Linked DNA regions of Homo sapiens: region 2 is linked to region 1. A link is a loop called in an ENCODE intact Hi-C map of the cell type or tissue named here. Cell type or tissue: heart left ventricle. All regions are shown on one strand. Each heading gives the region's core, and the rest is flanking DNA. Links, peaks and the distances in the headings are about the cores only. Region 1 overlaps EMILIN2 (elastin microfibril interfacer 2). Region 2 holds the start of EMILIN2 (elastin microfibril interfacer 2).

Evidence for each region. A loop is a pair of places that touch in the nucleus more often than their neighbours do. Peaks named below come from ENCODE experiments on the same cell type or tissue, not always from the same donor. Only the 100,000 strongest peaks of a DNase experiment are listed, where the experiment ranks them.
Region 2: it touches region 1 in a loop (2.6-fold over the local background); 33 of 110 quality-filtered maps call a loop at or near these places.

What each region holds. Positions count from the first base shown.
Region 1 is chr18:2,895,183-2,907,461 of GRCh38, reverse strand. EMILIN2 (elastin microfibril interfacer 2) reads right to left here. Exons shown (of 8, transcript NM_032048.3): 5 at 377-679. Among named protein-coding and RNA genes, the nearest start is that of EMILIN2, 54 kb to the right of the region's middle. RefSeq lists a silencer at 318-1,177. In heart left ventricle, for the core only: a CTCF peak has its summit at 673; DNase peaks (open chromatin) are centred at 321, 1,281 and 4,250; H3K4me3 peaks cover 1,650 bases; H3K27ac peaks cover 2,060 bases.
Region 2 is chr18:2,844,417-2,860,974 of GRCh38, reverse strand. EMILIN2 (elastin microfibril interfacer 2) reads right to left here and starts at 13,969. Exons shown (of 8, transcript NM_032048.3): 1 at 13,653-13,969; 2 at 13,044-13,166. The coding sequence starts at 13,786. RefSeq lists an enhancer at 6,530-6,824 and silencers at 12,992-13,081, 13,702-13,751. In heart left ventricle, for the core only: no CTCF peak of the experiment used is centred there; no DNase peak of the experiment used is centred there; H3K27ac peaks cover 340 bases.

The DNA of each region.
Region 1 (12,279 bases), core at 1-8,000:
GACAGCCCTCCTGCCTAGCCACGCTGCTGTGCCACCTGCTTTGCTGCTACCCAAGCTCCCAATACCCTTCTGGCTTCCAAGATCCTTCCTGCTGGGAATCAATGAGCTGCCCGTGTGGCACTCGTACTCCAACCGGCGGGGCCACTCAGTATGTCTAAGTACAGACGACTGCACTGTCCCTGAGGTGCCCCGGCCTCCGTGTGCTGGACTAGCATGAGCGGTCCCTCGGGCCTCGGCATCCTTCCAAAGCTGCATTTCGGAACTTGCCCCCCCGAAGGCTGGACCCCGAACCGCCACGCCCCTCAGCAGACCCCGAGGCTCAGGCGGAAGTTCCGGGAGAGCCCCGCGCTCCTCCCCGCGCAGCCCCGGGCCTCACCTGGTGCGCCCGCGAAGCCTTCTGCGCCGGGGACGGTGCCGCTCCCGGTCTGGCCGTCCACGCCCCGCGGCAGACCCCGCCCAGACACGCCTGCGCCTGCGGGGGGCCCGGCCTGGCCCGTCTCCGCGATGACCCCGGTGGAGCCTGGCGGCTGGGGCGGCCTCTCCTCGGGGGGCCGCTGGGGCAGGACGGGCCGTCGCCCAGGGTCCTCTGCGGTTGCGGGGCCGCTGGGCCTCGGCGGGGCGGGCTCGGGCTGCAGCGGCTCCTTCGGGGCCTCTGCGGGCGGCGGGGGCGAGGGCGCCTCTGCCGGGCGTCGGGGAGAAAGAAACACACGGGATTAGGAAACCTCAGCCCTGACTGCCCCGTCAGGGTCCCCTCCATGAGTCCCGGCGAGCGGGGTCCCCGTGAGGACTCTGCGGCCACCCCTGCGACGTCAGGCCAGCGGGACACACGGGCGTCCGCCCGCATCTTCCGAGGACGCCGCGGGCCACCCGGACGCCGCCGGGGACCCCTGCCCGGGGCCGGGGCGTTTCCAGCCTCTCCGGCGCAGACGGCTGCACTTTCCAAACCGGCCTCACTCTTGGCTCCGGCATCAACAATTCCCGATTTCACAGCACGCGGAAACCGCGGGTGCGTCGCAAGTGACTGAAAGGGACCTGAGGCCACCGACCCCCGCACCGTCTCTGAACCACACTCCTGCCGGGGCCCCACGGCCTCTCCCGCGGGCTGCCGAGGGACCCTGCCGGGGGGCCCCAGGGCTGCGCGGAGGCCGTGAGGAGGGCTCAGGCTCCACGAGGGCCGCGGCCACAGCGCCCACGTCGCCAGCGGAAGGGACTTCCAACGGAGGAAGCTCCTGGCGTGCGTCTCCCGGCCCTCTGGGGAAGGCGCCGGAAGCTGCCGCCCTTTCCTCCTTTGAACTCGTTCCCGGAACGAGCCCTCCAGGAAGCCCCTCCCGACCGTCCACGGGACGCCTGACAATACCCGGGCCTGGCTGAGGGACCCGCTCGCCAAGAAACGCCATCCCCGCCGCCCCCGTCAGCCTGGTGCCCACGATGCCCAGAGTTCCAAAGCGCAACACATTTGATTTTTGTTTAGGACCCGACAAAAATCGGCGGCTGCCTCCCGACCTGCCGTCTAGTTTTGTTTTAAAACTCCCTAAGCGGGCCGGGCGCGGTGGCTCACGCCCGTAATCCCAGCACTTTGGGAGGCCGACGCGGCCGGATCACTTGAGCCCCCAAATTCGAGACCAGCCTGACCAAGATGGCGAAACCTCATCTCTTCCAAATATCCAAAAAAAAAAAACAAAAAAACAAAAATTAGCCCGGGGTAGTGGAGCGCACCTGTAATCCCAGCTACTCGGGAGGCTGAGGCAGGAGAATCACTTGAACCCAGGAGGTGGAGGTTGCAGGGAGCCGAGATCGCCCGCTGCACTCCAGCCTCACTAAGCTGGGGAGAAGGGCAGTGGAGGTGGTTGATGGGTTCAAAAATATAGTTAGACAGAGTTAATAAGATCTAGTATCTGATAGCACAACAGGGTGACTGCAGTCAGCAATTATCTTTTGCACATTTTTAAATAAAAGAGTAGAATTGGAATGTCTGTAAAGAAATGGCACATGCTTTGGGTAATAGATACCCTATTACCCCGATTATTATACACTGCATGCCTGTATCAAAATACCTCATGTACCCCATATATATATATATCTACTCTGTACACATAACAACTAAAAATTAAAAAAATAAAACTAAGATAAATATGGCAGATCAAATACATGCCCCCCCCCCGCCCCACCCACAGAGGCAGGTTGCCAGAACACCCTGAGAGAGGCAGTTTCTCCAACAGCCTTTCCTGACCAATGTTCCATGAGAGAAGCCCAAGAGAAAACAATTTGAGTGATTACTCTCTCAGTTTTCCCTGAGGATGATACAGAGCTAATTCCATTCTAGATACAGAGAAGTTAGTTCACGCCATACAATAGAATGGCATCAGGATTTACATCTCTTTAGAACCCTGGTTGAGAAAGGCTGGGTTAGACAGAGAAACTGAGGCAGAGGGATTGAAAAACATGCAGATACCAGCTACAGTGGAAGATAGGAGTAAGATACCAGTCTAAAAACACTAAGCGAAAGTCTGCTCCCTGAATAAGGAGGCTCACAGTCCCCATCCTCTGCTAAGCTCCCAGCCACTTGCTTATACCTCTAGCTGGATATAGGAGGATTCTTCAAATTGACCCTATGATGCCCACAGTCGTGAAACTCTATCTAGTGTCTCCCCATTAAATGTGAACCAAAGTCAAAATCACCTGACATATGAGGAAAGCCGCCTGTGTGAACGACAGGGACCAAAGCAAGCCACACCAACTAAAGAAAAGGAACTCTAAAGAGACAGACACAGTGCAAGAAAATAAACACATCCTACCCTCAGAGAAGTAGAAGATACTGCATCCAAGATGCAAGAATTGATTGCTATACAAAAGGGATAGTCAGAGAATAAGGGTGAGCCTTTGCTGATTAAAAAGGCACTTGCCAAAACCAGAGATTTCCATGAAAGGGTTGGTAGATAAAAATCAAGGAAATCTTTCAGAAGGTAGAACATGATGACGAAATGATGATCAATAGGAAGGAAATCATAAGAAAATTAAAGGGTCAACCTAGGAAGTCCTTCCAGAAAAAAAGAAATCAGAAAAACTGGTATGTAGGGGTAATGGGATGGTAAGGAGAGAATTATCAAATAAACACACAACTTCCCAGAACTGAAGAAAATGAAAGATGCCAGCACAATTACTGAATAAGAGGAATAAACCAAGCCACATTCAGAACACTGAAGATAAAAAGGAGATATTACAAACTTTCAAGGGAAAAAATATAAAAAGTGACTGCAAATCAGGAAGGCATCACCAGGCTTCTCAACAGTATTGGAAACTAGAAGAGAAGGGAACAATGTCATCAAACAATGCTAGAATGTAATTGTCAACCTTGAAATCTGTACCCAGCAAAAATACCCATCAATTACAAGAGTAGAATAAAGATATTTTTAGACAGGCAATATTTAAAAAATTATAAAATGCCATCTCTCACGCACCCTTTCTTAAAAAGGTATTGGGAAATGTGCACTACTGAAACAAGGGAGTAAACCATGAAAAAGCAACAGAGAGTAAAAGAAAGGGGAGAGAGGCTAAAGACTTTTCTAGGATAGTAGTGAAGGCAGGCTCAGATTGAAAGCCTTATTGCAAAAGTCTAGAAAATAACCAGTCCAGGTTAGATCAGAAAGAGCAAGAATTCCAGGAGGGAGGTCAATTTTTAAAAAAAATGGAACTGACAAATGATCTGATACTTTTTATGATGTAGAAAATTGTATTAAGAGGCTGTTGAAGGGTAGGAAGACTCCAAAATAGATACATAGGATATAAGCAACACTACTACCAATTAAGAGAAAAGTAAAAAGGAAAGCAACACAACCTTAGAGAGCTATTGAGCTCAGCATAGCATAGATGTTGCATATTGACTGTAGGATAACTCTGTTGGGAATTGGGAGGAAGGGGGGGTCAATATACAATGTCTAAAGCTGATAAATCAATTTAGAAATACGGAGGTAAGTACCAAAGAAAAGAAACAGCTGGAAGATTTACATGTGGCTGCCTCTGGGGCGTGGGAAGAAGGATGGGGAAGGGAACAGGGGAGCTGGTTTTCATTATGAGCTTCTTAGTGTTATTTTACTTATTTTTATAAAATATAATTGTAGAAGACACTGACGGCCTGTTTCTGCCCTTTCCCCTCTAATCCAAGCACACTTGAGTTGACTCCTCATCTTTCTTTTCTTTCCTCCTCTCTGGACACCGTCTCCCTGGCTCAGAAGCTGGCCTGCCTCCCAGGGCACACGCCTCTGCCTGAGCCCCAGCCCCACCCTCCCTCCTCTTCTTGGATCAGCTCCATCTGACATCACTCCTCTCTCTTCTCAACCTCTCTTTCCTTCCTCCCCACTAGTTTCTTCCTTTTAGCCCAAGCGTATGTCTCTCTATCTAAAACTCAGGGGAAAACAGAATTTTCCTCTGTCCTTCAACCCTCGATAAGTTAGTCAGCAAAGCATCTTAAAATGGCAAAGCACAGGCCACCCAAACTGGCCCTTATTTTCTCCCCTGTCCTCACCAACCCGTCAAATCACCCTTTTCCTCTGAAATCCGCCCTTGTTCTCCCTCATCCAGGCACAGAGTCCTGTTTCACTCTTCCTTCTCCTTTGGTCTCCCCCTCCTGCTCCTTCACACACAAATTTGTTGCTAAGCCCAGCTGATTCTAATTTGGAAATATTGCTTGGATCCTTCATTCACACCTTTTCCAGAATGCTCTTAGAAAGCATTCTAATCATATTATTTTTTGCTCAAAAATCTTCCATTGTTCTCCACTTCTCGTAAAAATCAAACTGACTCTCTCCGGCCTGACGTTCTGAGTCCCCCGCCTCCTTTGGCTGCCATCAGTATGCTCACTGGTACCCAGCTCTCATGTGACTTCCCTGGCTTCGTGCCTTTACCATGTGCACCCCTGAAATGGCCTCTTCCAGCACCCTCACTGAGACAAACGGCACCCACTCCTGAAGTCGCAGTTCAAAACCACCTCTTCCATGAAGCCTTCTTGGATTGGCCCAGCAGGCTTGAACAGTCCTGCCTCTGCACCAGGAAACAACATGAACCTCTGGGGGCTCTTTCTGTGGTTCAGACCTTTCCTCTCTGGCTGACTGATGAGTACTTGAGCATCTTAATTCTCTGCCATCCCCAGGGCCTAGCACAAGGCCTGGTAACTGACATTGAACAATTTAAGTATTGGGTGAATAAAAGAAGGCTCAACCTATCTATGACAGGCGCTATGGGCCATGCACCCTAATTCCTGCCAGCCATTAAGTTGGGAACCCTAATTTTGCCAAAAATAATTGCCATTCTGGGGTCCTAACAAGGCAGTTCTGATACCTATAGGACAGTGATCATTCTGTCTTTTACTATAATCCATTTTAATATATCCATTACACCCTCAACACCCAGACTTGTTACACTAGTGGAAGGCAGAGGAAAAAGAATGAACTAAGATATTCCTTGAGCCAGATATCCTCAGTGGATCTCCTTGGGGAGTCCGTGCATGAGTGCCGTGGATGGCTGAAGGCTCCAAAGCAGCCCGCCACATCATAGCAGAGACAGTCATGAAAAAGCGACGTCTCACTGGGATGGGTGCCCCCAGCCCTGGCCTCTCCTAGCTCTGGCTTAGTCCACAGCATCACGTGGGGTGCCGAACGCACACATTTATGACCAAGTCCTAACAAAGGCTGGATAGCACTCTGCTCATTCTGGAAAGAGACCTCTCCAGCAGCCGACTGCTTTCTGAACTGAACATGTGTTTCTAATTCAAGAACAGACCATTTGAAATGAATTCTTCATAAGAGCCAAGGTTGCTCCTCATGTGTTTTAACTCCTGAGGAATGATAGGGACAGACCAGCCACACTGCACCAGGCCTGCCTGACACTCCGCACGGGTCGGGTAGGGTCACAGCCTCACCATGGGTGAACCTGACGTGTAGGGATTAAAGGCCATTCCCTCTCCTCGAAAGCTCCTATTAAAAGTCAATTTCAAAACCAAACATCAATTTCAACTTTTATTAAAACAAAGACTTTCCTAAGAAAATCCCCAATAATTCATGGGGCTGATGTGCTAAAAACGAGTGTCTTCCCCCTGAACTAACACCCTCGCTCATTACAGGAGTCAGGGGTTGCCTGCTGTCTCCAGGAAGCCCTGCTTTCTGCAAGAGCCCTGAGCAGCTGGGCTGCAGGAGGAGACCTGGGGAAAGGGTTGGCCCTGTTCTTGGCAACTAAGGGGTGTCTTGTCACAGAGAAGAGGCTGTTGGAGAAAGCCTGGCCTTAGCTGTTAGAGCCTGTGGTTGAGACTCGGCTGTGGGAAAGCCACTGAAACCTTGTCCATGCAACGGGCTCAACCTGCAGTGCCCTCCTGTCATCCAGGCAGAAATTGATGCCAATCAGACCAAGCAATGGATGTGGGTGTGCCCTTTTAATGCCCCGCTATTTGTAAAACACTGTGCAAATGTTAAGTGTAATTCATCAGAAGTCCAGTGAAGGTGAAATCTGATCTCCCTGCCATCCAGAAGGTATACCTGCTGACCAAATGCTGAAACTGGAGAAGTATTTTAAAGATGCTGATCAAGACTTCAGACTTTTTTTTAAAAAAAGCATCAAAGTGCTGACATACAGAATGCTAGGCGGATGGATGGAAGATGCTTTCACAGTTGACTGCTCTGCTGAGTGGCAAAGCTCTAGTTCCTGGGAAATAACCCCATACCATCACGGACTGAAGCATGAGAAATGCTGGACTCATCAGAAAATTCAGAGAAACTGTCGCTTGTGGTGCTAAATGGGCCCGGGGTGAGCTTAGATAAAGGGGCTTTTTCGAAGAAACAGTTGGTCTCCCCTGCGGGACAGGAGGGCAGGCCACCAAGGTGGCTCACAAGTAGGCATGTAAAAGTATCCCTGGGGCTGAGAAGGCAAACATGCATTCCCTGGAATAGTTCTACTCCAAGTCGATGTCCATCTCAACACTGCTTTTGAGCTGGGCACTGTGGCTCATGCCTGCAATCCCAGTACATTAGGAGGCTGCAGTGGGAGGATTGCTTGAGGCCAAGAGTTCAAGACCAGCCTTTCAACATAGCCAGACTCTGTCTCGACAAAAAATTTTAAAAAGTAGCTGGGCATGGTAATGTGTGCTTGTAGTTCTGGCTATTCAGGAGGCTGACGCAGGAGGATAGCATGAGCCCAGGAGTTCAAGGCTGTAGTGAGATATAATCACACCACTGTACTCCAGCCTGGGCAACAGAGCAAGACCCTGTCTCAAAAATAAATGAGTAAATAAATAAATGAATGAATGAATGCTGTTTTTGAATTTGGTTTGAATGAAAAAAAAAACCCTCAAGCTTATAAGAGGGAGCACTGTGTTGGTTGTTAAGGCAGAAGGGACCATATTGACACCAAAATAATAAGAATCCAGACATAAGAATGGTGAAACTCGTGGGATAGGGCTAAATATAGAAAATGCGTCTAAATTTCTGCAAAGTACAAACTCGTGGATGTTGAAATATAAATACAGCTTTAGTCATGTGTGCTAAAATCTGTGGCAATACATTTGAGCTGGAAAGTAATTTGCTATCACAGAACCCCGACAGAGAAGGCACTCACTCAGCTGAGCATCAGCAGCTCTTGGAATTTTTAAATTTTTTTTAGAAATTCACAAGCTGGGCCGCGCGCGGTGGCTCACGCCTGTAATCCCAGCACTTTGGGAGGCTGAGGTGGATGGATCACCTGAGGTCAGGAGTTTGAAACCAGCCTGGCCAACATGGTGAAACCCTGTCTCTACTAAAAATACAAAATTAGTGGGTCGTGGTGGTGGGCGCCTGTAATCCCAGCTATTCGGGTGGCTGAGGCAGGAGAATTGCTTGAACCCAGGAGGCAGAGGTTGCAGTGAGCCGAGATTGTGCCACTGCACTCCAGCCTGGGTGACAGAGCAAGACTCCGCTGAAAAAAAATAAAATAGCAAGAAAGAAATTCACAAGCTGTTTCTAAAATTTATATGGAAGCGCATAGGAGGATCTATACTGCTTGATTTTAAGACTCACTATAAAGCTAAATGAGTAAGCCACCAGGAGAGACCTCAAAAACTGGAACAGAATCGAGTCCGTAAGTGGGCTCACACAAAGCTGACTTCTATTGGTGGCGCAGTGTCAGTCAGTGGTTCATTCTGTGTCCTCCCTCCCCCCCACCTCCTCTTTCTTTTTGGGCACAGCTTACCTGGGGTGGGTAGATCCCTCTGCCTCTGGGGTAGCCTTCAATTTCCAGGACTAGAGCTAGCGGTTTTTTTTAGTTATAAATTTAATTACAAATTCCTGGCCCTCACCTCATCCCTGCTGCTGAGCAGCGATCTCCTGAGTGAGCCGAGGAGTTTTTTGTTTTTGTTTTTTTTAAAGATCCCAGAGGCATTTATGCATGCAGCTCTGGGAAAGCTCCATTCTCCGAACACTGCAGCTCTAAGTTCAAGGCTAAGATGCAGTAGAGCAGCTGCGGTTTACACGAACCAAAGGGCATCGTAGAAACCTGGTGCCTACAGGATAAAGGGGGCGAGTTGTCAGGAGTTCCCTATGGCCTGAATATAAGCAATTTATTGAGCCTTTATATGTTTATAAAACTCTAAGTCCATCATGCTACCTTGGGCCTAAACTCTCCCCAAACTCAGCTGATTTTGAGTTGGGGCAAAGGGGTCAGAATGTTGGCATCAGGCAGTGCCCTGGCCAGGCTTTCTGGTTAAATAGTTATTTGACAAGGCTGTGCTTTTTCATTCTTATAGCTTAACTCAATAAAAATAGTACGCTTAAACCTGCAGCACTCCTAAAAGAAACGCTATGATGAAAATTACTCAGAGACATGAGCAGAAAGGGGTGGGAGAGCAGAAAAAGGAAGTGATGCCATTATCTCTAGTGTGCTGAGATCTAAGAGACATCTGTCTCTACTTGGAAGCGTGACATCTGGAAAGAGAAGTCCCCTGCACACAGCTACGTCCCTCTGCCTTCCCTTCCTGCTCGCCACCAGCACCCCTTCCTTCCTCTACCGGGAGAGGAACAGTGGGAAGGCAGGGTCCAGCTGAGGCTCAACCTGTGTGTGGGGCCAGGGGAAGCTAAAGCCAGCTGGGGAGGGCGGGCTGCCCCATTCTCCACATGCTGCTGCCACTGGGCTGCAGGCCGGGCTAGTCCTGGGTCCCAGGCAGGGAGTCAGCCTCTGCTGGTCACCCAGTGCCTGGGAGGCAGACCCTGTGGCCAGGACACACCCCCACTTGTGGGGATACCTGTGAGTAATTCCCTATGAATCACTCATGGGTCACTCAGACTCGAGTGGGGGTAAGGCTGGGCAACTTGGGAAAAAGGAACAAAAGAGGATGCCTGCTGAGAGAGTGTGAAGGCCTGATGCTCCCCGCACCTGTGAAAATGGGAGCGAGTCCATCTGGGAAGGAGGGCTCAACTCCGTGGCTACACTGCATAGGGAATAAAGGGCCTCGAGCCTCCTTTCCATTTATAACCTAATTTGTTCATAAGTGATGAGATTCTGCTCAAAAAAACTATCGATACACGAGATACATGAAGCTGTGAATGCTGAAAAGGGAGATCTCTAGGCTTTTTTTTTTTTTTTAAAGAGACAGGATTATGCTGTACTGCTCAGGCTGGAGTGCAGTGGTGTGATCATAGCTCACTGCAGCCTCAGACTCCTGGGCTCAAGGGGTCCTCCTGCCTCAGCCTCTCAAGTAGGTGGAATCACAGGTGCACATCACCACACCCAGCTAATGTTTAATTTGTACAGACAGGATCTCACTGTGTTGCCCAGGCTGGTCTTGAACGCCTGTGCTCAAGTGATCCTGCTGCCTTGGCCTCCCAAAGTGTTGGGATTACAGGCATGAGCCACCGCGCCCAGCCATTTCTAAGGCTTTTTATACTGTCTATTTGAACGCTAATTTTAAAAACAAGAAAAAGGGAAAGCAAGAAAAACAAAAAAACCTGTGGCCACCTACAGCATCACCGGAGCCACCAGGGCCCTTCACCCTGTGTCTGCTGTGTTTACAGGCCCTCTCTCTTCCAAGGCTGGAGGCCTGGGGGTTTATAGGTAGAGAAAGGGAGAAAAGTTCAGTCATGAATAGATTAAACATCCATTCTAGGGTATGGAGGGTTTAAGTAATAGGTAATTTTCCTGAGTGATTACTAAGTCCAGGACATTAGTTAATCCTCCACTGTTTACAAGCATGGATGAGCAGGGATTTCAACGGAAGTAATCACTCCCCAGCTCAAAATCCTTCAATAGTTTCTCACGGTACTTAAAATCCAACTCCTTTATCACAGCCTAGAAAGCCTGCCTGATCTCATTCCTACCCTCGCTTTGACCTCATTGCTGATGACCTTCTGCCTTGCTTATACGCTTGGCCATACCACTATTCTGGGTTTTTCAAAAGAACTTCCTCATAGCCTTTGAGAATGCTGTTCCCTCTGCCTGGACCATTTTCTCAAAAGTATATATTTTTTTGTATTTTTTGTAGGGACAGGGACTCCCTGTGTTGCCCAGGCTGGTCTCGAACTCTTGGGCTCAAGCGATACACCCGTCTGAGCCTCGCAAAGTGCTGGGATTACAGGCGTAAGCCACTGTGCCCAGACTTGTGGACCTTTTGTCTCCCGACCCCCATCTCCAAAAAAAAAATTGTCCAGGTGCACTGGCTCATGCCCGTAATTCCCAGCACATGTAATTACAGCACATGCCTGAATCCCAGGCTGAGGCAGGCGAATCACTGGAGTCCAAGAGTTTGAGACCAGCCTGGGCAACATGGTGAAACCCATCTCTAAAAAAATAAATAAATAAATAACAAAAAATTAGCTGGGTGCGATGGCACGTGCCAGTAGTACTAGCTACCTGGGTGGCTGAGGTGGGAGGATCACCTGAACCTAGGAAAGTTGAGGCTGCAGTTAGCTGTGATTGCACCACTGTACTCTAGCCTGGGTGACAGAGCAAGATCCTGTCTCAAATATATATATATCTGACCGGGTGCAATGTCTCATGCTTGTAATCCCAGCACTTTGGGAGGCTGAGATGGGTGGATCACCTGAGGTCAGGAGTTCGAGACCAGCCTGACTAACATGGTGAAACCTTGTCTCTACTAAAAATACAAAAATTAGCTGGATGTGGTGGCAGACACCTGTAATCCCAGCTACTTGGGAGGCTGAGGCAGGAGAATCGCTTGAACCCGGGAGGCGGAGGTTGCAGTGAGCCAAGATCACGCCACTGCACTCCAGCCCCAGCAACAAAGGGAGACTCCATCTCAAAAACAATTATATATATTTATTTATTCATTATATATATGCAATATATACATATGCTATATATATATATGCCCTTAACAGAAGGATATAAAAGAGACTTAGATCTATTTAAGCATCAGCTGAAGGCCCTTCTTCTCCCCTGTTGGCTGCTTCTTGGATAATTCAGCCTCACCTCAGTGATGCTTCCAAAGGAAACAGGATCTGTGAAGAGGGCAACAGGCTGAGTAGAAACACCACAGTGTGTGTTCCCGGTCTGGCGATCTGCTTACTGGTCCAAAACCATCACACATCTTCACCTCTGGATCTGTGCTCACTGTGGTAGATATCATGACCACCATTAATCCCCCTTCCCTCCCCAAACATACCAGCCACGTCACCCTTCAAGAGCAGACCTGCTTTGACAATAGAATGTGGCAGTGATGCCACTCCAGCTCTGGGCTAGCCTGTGGGAGGCCCAGCAGCTTCCACTTTCCCTTGACAGTCGCCATAGTCTGACTACTTGACACCGCCATGCTGTGAGGAAGCCCAGGTTGGCCACATGGAGAGAGGGGCCAGGTGGAGGAGCACCGAGGCACCAGACATATGACTGAGTCTTCACAGACCTTCCAGTCAACCGCAAGCTGAATGCAGCTGAGTGGGCGACTCAAGCTGATGCCACATAGAGCAGAAGAACCGCTGAGCCAAGCCCTGCCGGGGTTCCTGACCTACAGAATAATGGAAACTAATACATCTTTGTTGTTTTAAGCCAGCAAGATTTGGAATGGGTTGTTATAAAGCAATAAATAGCTAATCCACAATGTCCTCCCCTCCTGCTTTCTGAATCCCACCCATCCCTCAATCAGATCCAGTAACACCTCCTCCTGGAAGCTTCTCTCATCTCACCTTATTCCTCACCCCATCAGCCTCTGTACTCTGCTCGGTAAATACCTACACTGAGGGCTCAGCTCAGGGCTCTCTCCTGAGAATCCCTCCCTGACTTCCACTGTGGGTGCTTCTCTGAACACTCAAGGTG
Region 2 (16,558 bases), core at 3,593-11,592, 50 kb after region 1:
AAATGCAATCAAAACCACAATGAGATACCATCTCACACCAGTTAGAACGGCAATCATTAAAAAGTCAGGAAACAACAGGTGCTGGAGAGGATGTGGAGAAATAGGAACACTTTTACACTGTTGGTGGGACTGTAAACTAGTTCAACCATTGTGGAAGTCAGTGTGGCGATTCCTCAGGGATCTAGAACTAGAAATACCATTTGACCCAGCCATCCCATTACTGGGTATGTACCCAGAGGATTATAAATCATGCTGCTATAAAGACACATGCACATGTATGTTTATTGTGGCACTATTCACAATAGCAAAGACTTGTAGCCAAGCCAAATGTCCAACAATGATAGACTGGATTAAGAAAATGTGGAACATATACACCATGGAATACTATACAGCCATAAAAAAGGATGAGTTCATGTCCTTTGTAGGGACATGGATGAAGCTGGAAACCATCATTCTCAGCAAACTATCACAAGGACAAAAAACCAAACACCACATGTTCTCACTCACAGGTGGGAATTGAACAATGATAACACATGGACACAGGAAGGGGAACATCACACACTGGGGCCTGTTGTGGGGTTGGGGGAAGTGGGAGGGATAGCATTAGGAGATATGCCTAATGTTAAATGACAAGTTAATGGGTGCAGCACACCAACACGGCACATGTATACCTATGTAACGAACCTACACATTGTGCACATGTACCCTAAAACTTAAAGTATATTAAAAAAAAGGAATCATAGATGACATAAACAAATGGAAACACACACCATGTTCATGGATGGGTAGAATCAGTATTGTGAAAATGACCATACTGTCAAGAGCAATCTACAAATTCAATGCAATTCCCATCAAAATAACACCATCATTCTTCACAGAACTAGAAAAAAATCCTAAAATTCTTATAGAACCAAAAAAGAGCCCACATAGCCAAAGCAAAACTAAGCAAAAAGAACAAATCTGGAGGCATCACATTATCTGACTTCAAACTATACTATAAAGCCATAGTCACCAAAACAGCATGGTACTGGTATAAAAATAGGCACATAGACCAATGGAACAGAATAGAGAACCCAGGTATAAACCCAAATACTTACAGCCAACTGATAGTCAATAAAGGAAACAAAAACATAAAGTGGGGAAAGGACACCCTATTTAACAAATGGTTCTGGGATAACTGGCAAGCCACATGTAGAAGAATGAAACTGGATCCTCATCTCTCACCTTACACAAAAATCAACTCAAGATGGATCAAGGACTTAAATCTAGGACCTGAAACTATAAAAATGCTAGAAGATAACATTGGAAAAGCCCTTCTAGACATTGGCTTAGGTAAAGACTTCATCACCAAGAATGCAAAAGCACATGCAACAAAAACAAAGATAAATAGGTGGGACTTAATTAAACTAAAGAGCTTTTGCAAGGCAAAAGGAACAGTCAGCAGGGTAAACAGACAACCCACAGAGTAGGAGAAAATCTTCACAGTCTATACATCTGACAAAGGACTAATATCCAGAATCTACAGCAAACTCAAACAAATTAGCAAGAAGAAAACAAACAATCCCATCAAAAAGTAGGCTAAGGACATGAATGGACAATTCCCAAAAGAAGATGTACAAATGGCCAAAAAACATATGAAAAAATCCTCAACATTACTAATGATCAGGGAAATGAAAATCAAAACCACAATGCGATACCACCTTACTCCCGCAAGAATGGCCATAATCAAAAAAATTTAAAAATAATAGATATTGGCTTGTATGTGGTGAAAAGGGAACACTTCTACACTGCTGATGGGAACGTAAACTAGCCCAACCACTACGGAAAACAGCATGGGGGTTCCTTAAAGAACTAAAAGTAGAACTACCATTTGATCCAGCAACCCCACTACCGGGTATCTACCCAGAGACAAAGAAGTCATTATATGAAAAAGATACTTACACGTAAATATTTACAGCAGCACAATTCGCGATTGCAAAAATGTGGAACCAACCCAAATGTGCATCAATCAACAAGTGGATAAAGAAACTGTGGTATAGGGCCGGGTGTGGTGGCTCACGCCTGTAATCCCAGCACTTTGGGAGGCTGGGGTGGGTGGATCACTTGAGGTCAGGAGTTCGAGACCAGCCTGGCCAACATGGTGAAACCCCGTCTCAACTAAAAATACAAAAATTAGCCGGGCATGGTGGCAGGCACCTGTAATCCCAGCTACTCGGGAGGCTGAGGTGGGACAATCATTTGAACTCAGGAGGCAGAGGTTGCAGTGAGCCGAGATGGCGCCACTGCACTCCAGAGCCTGGGCAACAGAGTGAGAATCAGAAGAAAGAAAAGAAAGAGAAAAAAGAAACTGTGGAACATATATATATATACACATATATATATATATATATACACACACACACACATATATATATATATATATATATATATATATATATATATATATATATATGATGGAATACTACTCAGCTATAAAAAGGGATGAATTAATGGTATTCGCAGCAACCTGGATGGAATTGGAGACTATTATTCTAAATGAAGTAACTCAGGAGTGGAAAACCAAACATTATGTTCTCACTCATAAGTGGGAGCCAAACTATGAGGATGCAAAGGCCTAAGAATGACACAGTGGACTTTGGGGACTCAGGGGAAAAGGATGGGAAGTGGGTGAGAAATAAAAAACTACAAATTGGGTTCCGTGTATACTGCTCAAGTGATGGGTGCACCAAAATCTCATAAATCACCACTAAAGAATTTACTCATGTAACCAAATACCAGCCATTCCCCAAAAACCTATGGAAATAAAAAAAAATAAAAAAGAAAATACAACAAAAAGTGCTTCCTAATTGGGATTACTCATTTTCCGGTAATGATTCTGACAAGGAGTTTCTAGAAAGTGCTTTGCTCTTTGGTTCCAGACACGAGATACAGCGGCATTTCTGCTTTCCCCCTGCACCGGCCGTGAGAAGGAGATCTGTGCCTTGCCTTGCCAGTTATTTTCAGCAGCAATGCAACAGAATGACTCGCAAATCTCGAGAGTGGCCAGGAGGTGATGAAACTTGTTGTGATGGGAAAGGGCGCATTGCCCATCGTGGTGGAGTGGGGGCCCTGACCTTGCTTCCTGGCACCAGCAGGCTGCTGCTCCTGCTGAAAGCTGCCCAAAATCTCCAAGGTCAGAGATGCCTGACATAAACCAGGCCAGAGCATCGTCAGCACAACAGACCGGACTCAAGGTTCTGGAATGTGTGAAATATTAAGAAAGGCTTGACCATGCCTCCCTGCCCCAGTCCTTCATTCAAAGGCTAAAGGCAAGCCAGAGTCGCTTTAATGGAGAGAGGTTCTCCCCAAGAAGGGCTGGATTGCAAAACTCGTCCCACGCCCTGAGTTCTGTCGCAATCGCCCCCTCGGCTTTCCTCCTCCGTTTCAAGATATGTGCAAAAGCTTCAGTTAGCAGAAAAACAAGCAGCATTGTCACCACTATGGTTTAGAAAACACTTTTAGGTCTTTACCTCATTATCCTCTCACAACATCCCTGTCAAGCAGATGTAGGGAAACCACTTCAAGTAAGAGGGAAACATCTTGTGCCTTGTCTTCTGATGGACTGAGAGTAAATCTCTGTAAAACATAACCTAATGAAGGCCATGCATTAGGCAGAACCTGTGCAATCACAAAGGTGCACAGAGATGGGAAAAGTTGGGGAAAAGCTGCAAAGTCTCAGCAAATTCTTCCATTGAAATGATCCACTTAAAAAACTTCACCTACACAGTTTTTCTTTAACCAAACACATAATAAAATACATTGTCCTGAAAGGCTGACACTGCAAAGAGTAATTCTTAGGCGTATTCCCTCATCTTCTAATATTTTCTTAGGTGGAACAAAAAAAGGGCAGCTGAGTCCTTCTGGGTCCTTCTAAGTGACACACCCAGAAACGTTTGCTTTTACAGCATTTTCGAACCAGGAATTTGGCTCATTTGAATGCTCCCTACTTTGTTTCAGCCCTCATCACCATTTTAAAACAGGAAGGAAAGAAGAAAACTTACTGGCATGTTTAGTTTTAGTCATTTCATTATTTTCCCTTCAGTGTGAACTGCTGTCATGTTGAAAAATAAGGGGCTCCTCCCTCGATTCTCCCAGGAAAATGGTTCTTTGTAAGGAGAAATCATGCTCAGCTGTACCATGTTATCAAGTGGTTTGTTGTTATTTTTAAGCCCAGAAAACTACTTCATCAAGGATGGAAGTAGTTAACGCTGAGCAGTAAAGAAGTCACGCGGCCAATGATAAATCAGAACATTTGTGTGGGAGACTAGAAGGAACCTCACCACTGGTACGGTTTCCCCGCTTTTGATTTTTAAAGACAGGATGTAAAGTTCTGTGTAACTGTTGGATGCGGCACCTACTTCATTATGTACACGCAGCACATGTTAGTAACAACAATATTAGGCACACGAGGAAGAGGATTTTTTTCTAAAAGAATTCAAGGAACACATTAGGGGCGGTGGGATAGATCACCTGGGGATTGGCACTAGTTTACCACCACTCACAGCAACATCCACCATCTAGCTAACCTTTCTTTACTGACCTACTCCAGGCACACAGACACCTGCAGAACCAGTAAGAAATACCCACAGGCTACTTCAGCACTGACTTTGACCATAATCACTTATGTGCATTTCCCCAAAGAGACTGCACTGCTGGCTCGGCTTCCAGTGCAATTTCTAAGAATTTCACTTAATTTTTTTACACTTAAATTTTATTTTATTTTTTAGAGAGGGGGGTCTCACTATGTTGCCCAGGCTGGATTCAAACTCCTTGACTCAAGCGATCCTCCCGCCTCAGCCTCCCGAGTAGCTGGAATTACAGGAACATACTACCGTGCCCGGCTGAGCTTCACTTAAAGTTCATCTTAGGCAAGCCAGCATCATTATTATCTTAATTCACTGAATTTAACGATTTCAACCGTGAGCATTTTAGCCTTTCTCCAATGTGTCCGTAAGCATTAACTTCAAACCCAAAGTCCTCAAAGATAAAATCACCTGTGAGGCAATAACATTCCAAACCGACAAACAATGAAAACGGTGAGTGTTCACCAGACGTGCCTGCTGGGTATGCAGTACGTTAGTGTGACAGCGCAATTTTTAAAAGTTCTGTCAGCTGTGTTCCCGCACTGGGGCCTCCTCCCCACAACCCTGTCATGTAGACGTGAGGAAAGTGTGCCTCAGACGGGCTAAGTGACTCGCCTGTGATCACACAGCTTGGTGGTGGGAGATGTCAGGCTGTAGGACAACTCTTCTGTCTCCTCTTCCGAAGCACGTCAGCCACCCACCCAACCTGGATGGAGTTCCCACCCACTTGCCGTTCTCTGCAGCCTGGCCCCACCTGCCTCCCCTTTTCCGGCTACCTCAGGATTTTAACTCAAATACCACGTGCCACCGTGGGTGGAACACATCAACAGAGGAAGACCAGTTACGGAGCTTAATTAAGACAAGTTCTAACAAAAAGCAGGCTGCTTTTCGTAAGGCCATTACCCCTATTTGAATGCTATTCACTGTTGTGTAAGACGAAGGTAGAAAGTGTAGCCCCTCAGCATGAAGTTCTTTTTCCAAGGCCCCAGTCTCGGCCCTGCCTAGTCTCCTGGCTGAACTTGTGGTAAGAATAAAATAATGGTGTGGAAATGTTCTGGAAATGCCGAAGGGCCCTGCAAGCATGGCATCTCCTCCACTGGGAACCTAGGAAGGAGACAGGAACAAGAGAAATAAGAAACCTGAAAGGAAGGTCTGGAGATTCTAGGGAGCAGCCCCAAGGGGCCCATAAGGAATGGAAACCCAAAGAAAGAAACTCAAAATAGCAACAGTCTGCAGCTCTCGAGGGCTGGGCGCCTGGGATTCCAGCCCTCCCGTGCAGGAGTCTCTGACACGAGCTCAGTCTTCCTCAGCTGACTCCAAGTTACCTCCGATGCCAAGGAACAAGCCTCCTAACAGCCAATTGATGGCGAAACTTTTGTTTAAAAGCTGAAGGAAAGAAAATTCCCCCAAAGCTATACACAAAAGGTACTTTTTGAACTGAAAGTTATTCTGTTCCTGGAGATGTAGAAAACAGAAAACTGGCTCTGGAAGATGTAAGCCCTCATTTTCTTTCCCCCGATCCCTGCAGCCTTACATGTTCTGTTCTGGGTTTTTTTGTTTGTTTTGTTTTTGACTCTGTCATCCACGCCTCAGTGCAGTACTGCAATCATGGCTCACTGCAGCCTTCAACTCCCAGGCTCAAGCAATCCTCCCGCCTCAGCCTCTCCAGTAGCTGGGACTACAGGCACGTAGCACCATACCCAGCTAGTTTATTCTATTTTTTGTAAAGACAAGGTCTCACTATGTTAATCAGGCTGGTCTTGAACTCCTGGGTTCAAGCGATCCTCTTGCCTCAGCCTCCCAAAGTGCTGGAATTATAAGCATGAGCCACCACGCCCAGCCAAATGTTCTGTGTGTGTGTGTGTTTTAAGCCACATTTCCTGGCTGAGGTTACTCCCTAATAAGACAAATTTTCTGCCAACTGAACAACCATCTGCTCCCCTCGGAACCTGAGGAGGATTAGAGGTGTCCTGAACTCCACGGAACTCAACACCTGCTGCAAATTCCTGGCAGGCCTTATCTCAGCAGCACAGGCTCTGTGTGTTGGCCCCACCCAGATCCCTCCCCCGACTGGTAAGATCTTTTTAGAAAAAGAGCTAATAGGAAAAATTCCACCAAGATACAACACAGGCCTCGAGGGGCTGAGGGGGGAGGTGGCCAGATGCTGATAAGCCCAAGTCAGTGTGTGGTGTCAGAAAGAGAAAACTCTGGGCCCTACAGAAACTCAGCCCTGAGTTGGGAGGCAAAGTGAACTCAGAGGGAATAATCCTGCCTCACCTCTGGGGTCCTTGGATGTCTTCACCAACAATGCAGGCTATCTGTGGACCAGACACCTCCCAAAGCCCCCAATACTAAAACCATCAGGCTGAGCAGGAGGTGATGGGACAATTTGGAAGCATGAAAGAAAACAACGCCAGTCCAATAAAGAGAAGAAACACGGTGCTGTTTTCTACCAGCCGTACGTCCAAACACTACCAATGGGTATTGGAGGCTGTAAGAAATGTCAGGCCCTTCCCTCCTGCCATTCCACCCTGACAGGGAGGCTGGCAATGCAGCACCCGCTGCGGTAGGCATCACACATGCACCCTCAGGGTGCTCAGCCCGGCTGTGGATTGAGACCTCCAGGGGCTGCCAGGTGTGGAGCGGGAGGAGTGCGAGGCTTGAAAATAACAGGCCTGGGTTTGAAGGCAGGCTCTGCTGCTTCCTAACTACTTGCCCTCCTGTAAAATGGGGGTAGTGACCCCAGAGGGTTGCTATAAGAATGGAAAACAATGAACATGGCAGGGCTCGTCACATTCTCACGATGCACTTTAAGGAAATATTCCCACTGCGGTCAGCCTCAATCCCACGGATGTCAACCTGCCCAGTGCCTCAAAGAATTCCAAGTCACTCCGATTCCATGTCTCCACATATCTGTCCCTAAAACCAGCCCATGACCAAGGCAGAACCTCTGCACTTTTACAGCAGCTCCGGAGAGTCCAGATTCAGAGGCTGCGTCCACCACACTGACGGGCGATCGCTGGGAATGTCCCAAGGGCTGGGGGGGTGGCAGGATCTACCAGACTGTTCAAGCTGCCAAGGGTTTTTAGGATTAATTGGGAAAATTCCCCAATACAATGAAATTTTTAAGAGATTTGGCTTTATTAATGTAGAAGTATAAAGTAAAACAATTACCTCAGGAGGGGAAAACCACCCTTAGACCCACCTTGGGAACTAGGACTGAATGGTAAATGCCTAGCATGCAGCTAGGTGTTATTTAGAGTCCACAGGTCCCTTCTGTGTCCTCTCCTTATCTCCCAGGGGATGGTGCCCCTTTCCTTCTCCTCTTCCTCAGATTCTATTGAGCCACCCTTAGGAATTTACAGAGGGAAGACAAATCATGTTTTGTTGAAGCAATCCTGTGCCCGGAGGATCCAGAGCCCTCCTCACATCTAGTACCTGTGCACTAGAGAGAGACACAGAGAGAGAAGACATCCCAATTTTAAATTCCTAAGTGATGGTGAATCTTTATAGGTGTTAAGAATTATTATTGCGGGCCAGGTGCAATGGCTCACGCCTATAATCCCAGCACTTTGGGAGGCCGAGGCAGGCGGGTCACTTGAGGTCAGGAGTTCGAGAGCAGTCTGGCCAACATGGTGAAACCCTGTGTCTACTAAAAATACAAAAATTAGCTGGGCGTGGTGGTACAGGCCTGTAATCTCAGCTACTCAGCAGGCTGAGGCAGGAGAATCGCTTGAACCCAGGAGGTGGAGGTTGCAGTGAGCCGAGATGGTGCCGCTGCGCTCCAGCCTGGGCAATAGAGCGAGACCCTGTCTCAAAAAAGAAAAAACGAATTTTTGCACAATTACTTACACACAAAACTAGTATCACAACCATTAGGGCATGGGCTTTAAATTCTTTTTCTGGAAGCCTGCTTTTAACACCATTCCCCTGTGACAAGTTTCATGTTGGCAGCTGAGCTCGGGAACATACATGTGGAAGTCCTGAAGCGGTCGAGCTCACTGGTCCATGCAGTATGTCCGATAACTCTCGCCTCTCTAATAACAACTTTAAGCGTTCAATCTGCCAGTGCTTCATTAAAATAAGCCAACAAACTGTATAGTGTGAAAAATGACATAGTTCATGCGTCATAGGCAAATGACCCACAGTAGAGAGGGTTAAGGGCACATGCAGGCACATGCATGCACACGCGCGAATGCACACAGAAATGCATTCTCAACACTTCTATATGAGAATTGCCTTTTATGAAAGAAGGTGTAAATGCTCTTAGTAGTTGAGTACTGTGCAACCTACCGAAAGCACACACTAAGACAAACAAACAGGCACATTCTGCATTGCTATAGAGACAGAGGGCAGTCCGCAAAGCCCTGGATTAGCAGGCGGCTCAGTGGCTACCCTCACGTGATCACAAGCAACTTAGGGAATGGCTCATCTCAGTTTCCTCCTTGGTAAAATGGAGACAATACTATTCAACCCGAAGGGCTGTTGCAGAAACTAAATAAACTAATGTATGGAATGGAAAGCCCTAACATGGGGCCTGGCACATAGAAGGTACTTTATAGTATCAGAAAAGTGATTACTTAAAATGCCCACTTATATAAAAACCCCTTCTGTTCCTGGTTGCACATAACAATATTCAAATTCACAATCTGGAATCTAAGGCTTTTCATACATGTAAACAGGGCACCGTCTAATCCTTCTGACAAGGCACCTGCGGCCTGTAGTCAGTCTCTACAGCTAAGGAGGCTGTCAGGGCCCAGTGACATGGCTGGGCGCAGAAGCCCTCCTCCTGTTATTTAAATGAGTACCTCCATCACACCCCATTTCCCAGCGGTTTCACCCTCAGTCTCGGAGCACTCTCTCTATGGCTACTTTACTTCTGTCCCCAGATAGGCAGAATGCTCTCTCTCTGTGTTTCGAGACAGGATCTCACTCTATCACCCAGGCTGGAGCGCAGTGACGTGATCATAGCTCACTGCAGCCTCGAACTCCTGGGCTCAAGCAATCCTTCTATCTCAGCCTCCCGAGTAGCTGGGACTACAGGTATGCACCACCATGCCCTGCTATTTTTTTTTTTTATAGTGATAGGGTCACACTATGTTGCCCAGGCTAATTTCAAACTCTTGGGCTCAAGTGATCCTCCCGCCTCAGCCTCCCAAAATGTTGGGATTACAGGCAAGAGCCATCCTGCCTGGCCCCGATCTCTCTCTAAGTAATTCTTTACCTGCTTGGCTACTATTCAGCTCCTTTTTTTTTTTTTTTCCATCAGAGCCTTTTTCCCATGATATCATTTTCTGTATAACTAAGTTTCTTCATGACTCACTCCCTCAATCTCACACAAATTACAATGCCTGCACCCCACTGACCTGAATGGCCTCTTTCTGCAGAAACAATTGCTTCCTGCTCACTAACCCATGGCCTTTCTGGAGCCTGAAGCCTCCAGGACTTCTCCTGAGTCTCTAAGATGGGGTTTCCTCCACCAATATCTTTGCTTCACTCTCTCTCCTTGCCCAGCTCTTCCTCTTCCTTCCCCTCCACTGTCCCTAAGAACTCAGCTCTGCTCAACCATGTCAAGGCCTCAGTGATGCCAACCTGTCCGTCACTCTCAACTGCAGAAATGCGTTTCTATCTCCAGCATCTCGGCCAACCTCCAGCCCTGTACTTCCAACACTGCTCACAAATTATCCCTCAGTCACTCTAGAGTGAGTTTCTGAAGAACGTTTTTTTCCAGCCTGGGTAACATAGTGAGACCCCATCCCTAAAAAAATAAAAATAAAAAACTAGCAGGATGCAGTGACTTCTGCTTGTAATCCCAGCTACTCAGGAGGCTGAGGTAGGAGGATCGCTTGAGCCGAACAGTTAGAGGTTGCAGTGAACTATGATGGTGCCACTGCACCCCAGCCTGGGTGACACAGTGAGACCCTGTCTCTAAAAAACAATAATAATAAAAAAGAACCTCAGGTTTCCTTCCACAGGTCCCAGGTGACTCAGGCTTCTGGATTCCTCAGAAAACACTGAACAATTCCATGTGAAACAGCCATTCCTCCTTGTTAAGTATAAAAAGAAGGCTCCTTCCTTTGTCTTCATTCATCCACCAATTCTCAAAACTTAGGGGCCAGACATGGTGGCTCATGCTTGTAATCCTAGCACTTTGGCAGGCTGAGGCGGGCGGATTGCCTGAGCTCAAGTTCGAGACCAGCCTTACCAACATGTTGAAACCCTATCTCTACTAAAAATACAAAAAAAAAAAAAAAAAAAATTAGCTGGGCATGGTGGCACACACCTGTAGTCCCAGCTACTCGGGAGGCTGAGGAATGAGAGTTGCTTGAACCCAGGAGGCAGTTGTTGCAGTGAGCCAAGATCACGCCACTGCACCCCACCTTGGGTGACATGGTAAGACTCTGTCTCAAAACAAAACAAACAAAAAACAAAAAACAAAAAAGAAATCTTAGGAAGCATTCCTCAGTTGAAAAATAAGATAAACCATTCTGTTCCATCCCTAAAGAAACTGAAAAAAGTCAAGACTGAATTTACTGCTGAAGCTAATGTCAAGATTTTCAGGTTCATCAACTCAGTCTTTGTTTCTTAAACTTCACACTTACAGTGCAGTACTTAAAATGTAAAAATGCACTTGTATTGTTTATATGGTTATTATTGAAATAAAACATCCAGGTCACTTATTTTGGCTTTGTTTAATAAAACAACAGAAACATCTGTCATTTTTTATAATAATTCTGTTGTCCTACTCACTGGGTGGCAAAAATGCACTCCCACTGCCTTGCATTGACCTGCCAATCTGGAGGCGATTCACTCCCCACTGACAGCCAAGTTTCACTGAGTTTTGGTCAAATAGAACAATTAAATCATCCTTTGGTTTTCCAAGCAGCTAAAATAATTTGAGAAAATAAAAACAAGCCATCTTTTAAACAAAAATGCATTACCTCCCAAAATGAAAAATTCATTTATCTCCGAATTGTCACCAGTAAGTTTTAAGGTTATAGCAAGCCACACCATGCAGTTCTTGTATAAGATGAATAAAATATTCCTGACTAATAACTCAATTCTAATTTTAAACAAATGCATTCAAACTGAGTTGAATACTTAGTTTGTATCACTCCCACAGTGTAAAAACCTTGCTTGGTTCTGATGTCGTTGACTGCTGGCCATAGACGATGAGGTCTCAATCTTACTAAGAGATTAAGGTTGGATGACAGTACCTTATCTCTCTGACAATGTATCCAACTCAAAGAGATAGCCTAGCTGGGCATTCAATTTCAGCGTTTTCCACTGTATATTAGGAAATGGGGACCTCGTCTAAGTTTCTGTTTGTTTTACTTTGTTTTTGCCGAGCAGGAATTAGCTGAACCCTGTTGGCAGCTCCTCCAGAAGCCCACGTGGGGTGGACCCAGCGACCACTTCCCATAAGACTACAGGCTCATCTACTGTTCTCTGGAATAAGGTTTCCTGGAGTACAAGTTCCAGTCTGTCCCTTGGTTTTGCCAAAGACAGATCCGCCTACTGACTATTCTCTGCTGTAATGACAACTGTGCTCTAAGACAAACAACTTATTCTTAGTGGAAAACAATTAATTTCAGCCATCACATGTGTTCCTCAACAGCCATTTATTCACACTGGCCCATCTTCCGGTATCAGACTGATACAAAACCCCCAAAGACTTGCCTGATGACAATTGAATGAGTGTCATGTATTTAACGGCATTTGTACTTTATTGCATTGCTTCCTGTTTTTTTTTTTTTTTAAGATGGGGAAATCTTTATAAGCAAAAAGATGATTAATTCTTCCCCCTGTCTTTAACGGCCATTCTCTCCCACAATCTCTAGAGAATCTCCAAATCTAAGTTGCGGGGAGGGATGCTGGGGAGCCACACTTTTAAGCAAAGTGTTCCTGAGGTTTTAGCTTAGACATCTACAAAACTGGAAGATTCCGTTTTATGGGGACATACGGACAGAACTCACTCGTTTTAGAACACTACTTAGCCAAACCTCTCAGCGAATCCTATACGGAATAGTCTTTAGCAGTATACATTTTGGAATCTTCTGTGTGCCCCAGAACACACAATATGGATCCAATTAGATTCAGCTGCCTTATGTTACAAACAAACATTGAAAGGGAGAAAACAGAAGTGGGAGTGGGAGCTTTGTTCATCCTCTCCTACGCCCCCGCGACCCCACACTCCCGAGGCGCGCGCATCCTCCCCACTCACTCGGGCAGCACCCACTCCCTAAATAGCCCAGCGTGGCCGGTGCCCCGCGAGCGCTCGGAGCGCTTTTCCGCTGCGGGCTTTTCACCGGATCTGGAAGGGATTTACCGGAGGGACTGGAGCCCAGCGCAGCAACCCCACCCCACCCCCACCGCCCCGGCCCGGGCGCGCCCCGCCCGCTCCCCGGCTCCAGGACTTACACCAGCGCCGACGGACAGGGCATCTGGTTCCAGGCACAGTTGTACTGAGCCTGAATAAAACTCTCACTTCCCTCCAGCACGGAGCAGCTCACATTCTTGTTCACGATGTAGGCGCACCAGTTCCTGGGGTGCAGGAGAGAGAGGGAGAGGGGCACGGGGTAAACCCGGAGAACAATGAGGCCAGGGGAGAGGGGACTGCGGCACCAGACCGAGCGAGGGTCGGGGGGGCCCGTCGCCCTCTGCGGAGGCGGGAGCTTCACCGAGCAGACGCCGGAGGGTGCCCGGGTGCGCCTCTGGAGAGCGCGCGCCTGGACCCGACCAAGACGGGAAAGAAAAGCACCCATGGTCCCAGGGGCTCATGGAATTCCTGGGAGTCGTTTTCGGATCGCCCGGGTCTGCGGGACGCTCTCTGCGCCCACGCCCCCGGAGTCAGCTCTGCCTGAGGCGCCGGCTGCGGAGCGCGCGGTCCCCCGCAGAGGGAGCCGCCCGGGGAAGTCCAAGGGAGGCCCCCGGCTGCCGCTCGTCGTCTTTGGCAGGGCAGCTCTGGGGCTCAACTGGGGGCCGGGGAGGGGTAGGCGGTTTGGGGCCAGCCAAGGGGCGCGCACTTACTTGTTCCTGGCGCTGGGCCGCGCGGGATACCCGGGCTGCGGGCCGGCGTGGCACAGCCCCGCGCCAACCAGGGCCAGCAGCGCCAGCGCCCAGCGCCAGGGCACGCGGGGCCAGGGCCGTCTGGGCTGCCACATCCCGCGCGCAGCGGGCGCGCCCCGCCTGCCCGGGTCCGGAGCGCGGCGGATCGGGGCACCGGCCACAAGGCTGCCGGCGGCCAGGGCGCCGCCCGCGAAGGCAAGAGGCTCGGGCGCTTCGCGGCGCTCCAACCAGTGCTCCGCGGCCGCCCCCTCCGGCTTCTCGTTCCTACTTCTCCTTCTGCAGCCCCGTGCGCCCTGCGCTTCTCCCCGGTCCCTCAATGACGCACAGGTCCCCCCGGGTGCCGCCCTCTTTATTTCACTTCCCTCTCCGAAACGTGACTCTCCCCCCACCAAGTCTCCCCGTCTCCAGTCCCTTCGCTTCTCGGCAGGGGGCTCGGGGTGGAGGGGCGAAAGGGTTTGGGATAAGGGTCTACGTTACAGCATTTCCAATGACTCATTCCTTTGGTCTCTTCCCAGATGCCGAGCGACTCCGCCTCCCACCTTCCGACAGGCTCGCTCCCGGCCCCCCGGGACGCGGCCGCCGTCGGCGAGTCTGGCCGTCCTCGCGTCGTGCCTGGGTGCCAGCCTCCCGGGGCGAATGAGGGACATGTTTATCAGTCCCGCGGGGAGAGGAGTGGGGGCTCGACTCGAATTTCCTCCTCGGGCAAGACAGGGCCGTTCCCCCACCAGCTCCATGGACCTAGAGAGTCCAGGAGGAAACGAACGCTGGTTCTTTCTTTGCCCAACTCTGCCTTAGGCACCATCTGACAGTTTCCGAGGCCACGCGGGGGGCGGCAGGACAGGACAAGCCACAGCCCCGCCAATTCCCAGAGGCTGCTGCAGCTCAGCGTCCGGCTCTATCACTTACTGCAATTCTCCTCCAATTCTTGAAAGGTGATCTCACAGCCTCTGCTTCTGAGGTCCCACTGTGAACTTTCTTTTTCTATTGAAACTAAGGCATTTACTCACGTTTGCTTCTTAACAGTTCAGGCACTGCTAGACATCCGTCTTAAACTTTCTTGTATGTTTTCTGCCTGTTGTTGAGTTACACTAATCTCTACCGATGTCTTTTTGGGATGAAGTACCAGAATGTTAAGTAAAATCACCACCCAAGTGTTGTATTCTAAGGGGTGTTGGAGAGAGCTGTGTGTTTGAGATGACCTGCTGCATCTAATCAATGTACAGGGTCGTGAGTGGCGTGGTTACCAGACTCCACAGATAAAACTGTGGCCTCTGTGAGCTAACCAGACGCTGTTGGCCATGACTCGTTAAGTGAATAAAGCTTTGCTATGGGCCAGGCGGGGTGGCTCACGCCTGTAATCCCAGCACTTTGGGAGGTCGAGGCGGGTGGATCACCTGACGTCGGGAGTTCAAGACCAGCCTGACCAACATGGAGAAACCCCGTCTCTACTAAAAGTACAAAAAAAAAAAAAAAATTTGCCGGGCACGGTGGCACATGCCTGTAATCCCAGCTACTTGGGAGGCTGAGGCAGGAGAATCGCTTGAACCAGAGAGATGGAGGTTGCAGTGAGCCGGGATCTCACCACTGCACTCCAGCCTGGGCAAAAAGAGTGAAAATCTGTCGCAAAAAATAAAAAATAAAAACGTTTGCTATGTTCCTACTTTACTAAATGAAGCCATTGGTCTATTTTGTTTCTAATATTCTTTGATGGTGTTGTTGGACCTTTTGATTTGCAGATGAAAGAAAGAGAAGTCCCTAAGTAGAAACTACAAGGGCCAAGCAGAACATTATACCATGTAAGGACATCATCTGTCCCTGGACTCTTAAGCGGAAGATCATGCAAATAGTGGACTGAAGTCATCCCAGCCTTCAAAAGAGCCACCGTGGGGGGGAAATAACAGAAAGGGATAAAAAGCTGTCTTTCGTAACCCAATCTGTATCTTTCTGTGTGACTTCCCTATCCTGCCTGTCCTAACACCATCTTGGCCGTAAAGACTCATAGAGTAGAAACAGAGTATAGAAATGAAGAAGAGGAAGAGGGGGGGAAATGGGGGAAACACACAAGTTGTGTGTGTCTACAATTAGCAGAGAACAACTCCAATGTGTGTCTGGTACAGGTAAATCTCAAACTTGAAAGTGCATTGAACTGATCAAGTCAATCTGTTTTTTCCGTCAAATCAAAGTTATAATAGGAAGTTGTCTAAGAGTATAAGGGCCAACTTGTCATTGAGATGACCACAATACTATATTTAATCAGCTATCAATAACATTTATTGGTAAATAAATTTCATTCTGAGCATCTGTTACAAGCTAGGCATTGTGCAAAAATACTGAGGATTCATGAGTGAGCCCAAACTGACACGGGGCTTGTGTTTGGAGAGCTTCCAGGCATTGCCATGCAATGAAGGGTGTTAGCGTTCCTGATGGACAGTCAACTAAGTGAGCTAATGTTTATTGCATGTCTTTCTCTAGACATAAGCCCATGTATGTTATTGTGGGTCTGCCCCTGGAAGACAGAACATTCTTGACTTTCAGAAGGTTACTTCCCTCTTTTGTATTTTTATTTATTTATTTGGGGGAAAGGGTCTCACTCTGTCACCCATGCTGGAGTCCAGTGGCATGATCATGGCTCACTGCAGCCTCGACCTCCCAGGCTCAAGCAATCCTCCTACCTTAGCCTCCTGAGTAGCTGAGACCACAGGTGTGTGCCATTACACTCAGCTAATTTTTTGAATTTTTGGTAGTGATGGGATCTCACCACGTTTCCCAGGCTGGTCTTGAACACTTAATCTCAAGCCATCCTCCTGTCTTGGCTTTTTAAAGTGCTGGGATTTCAGGCATGAGCCACTGTGCCCGGCCTATTATTC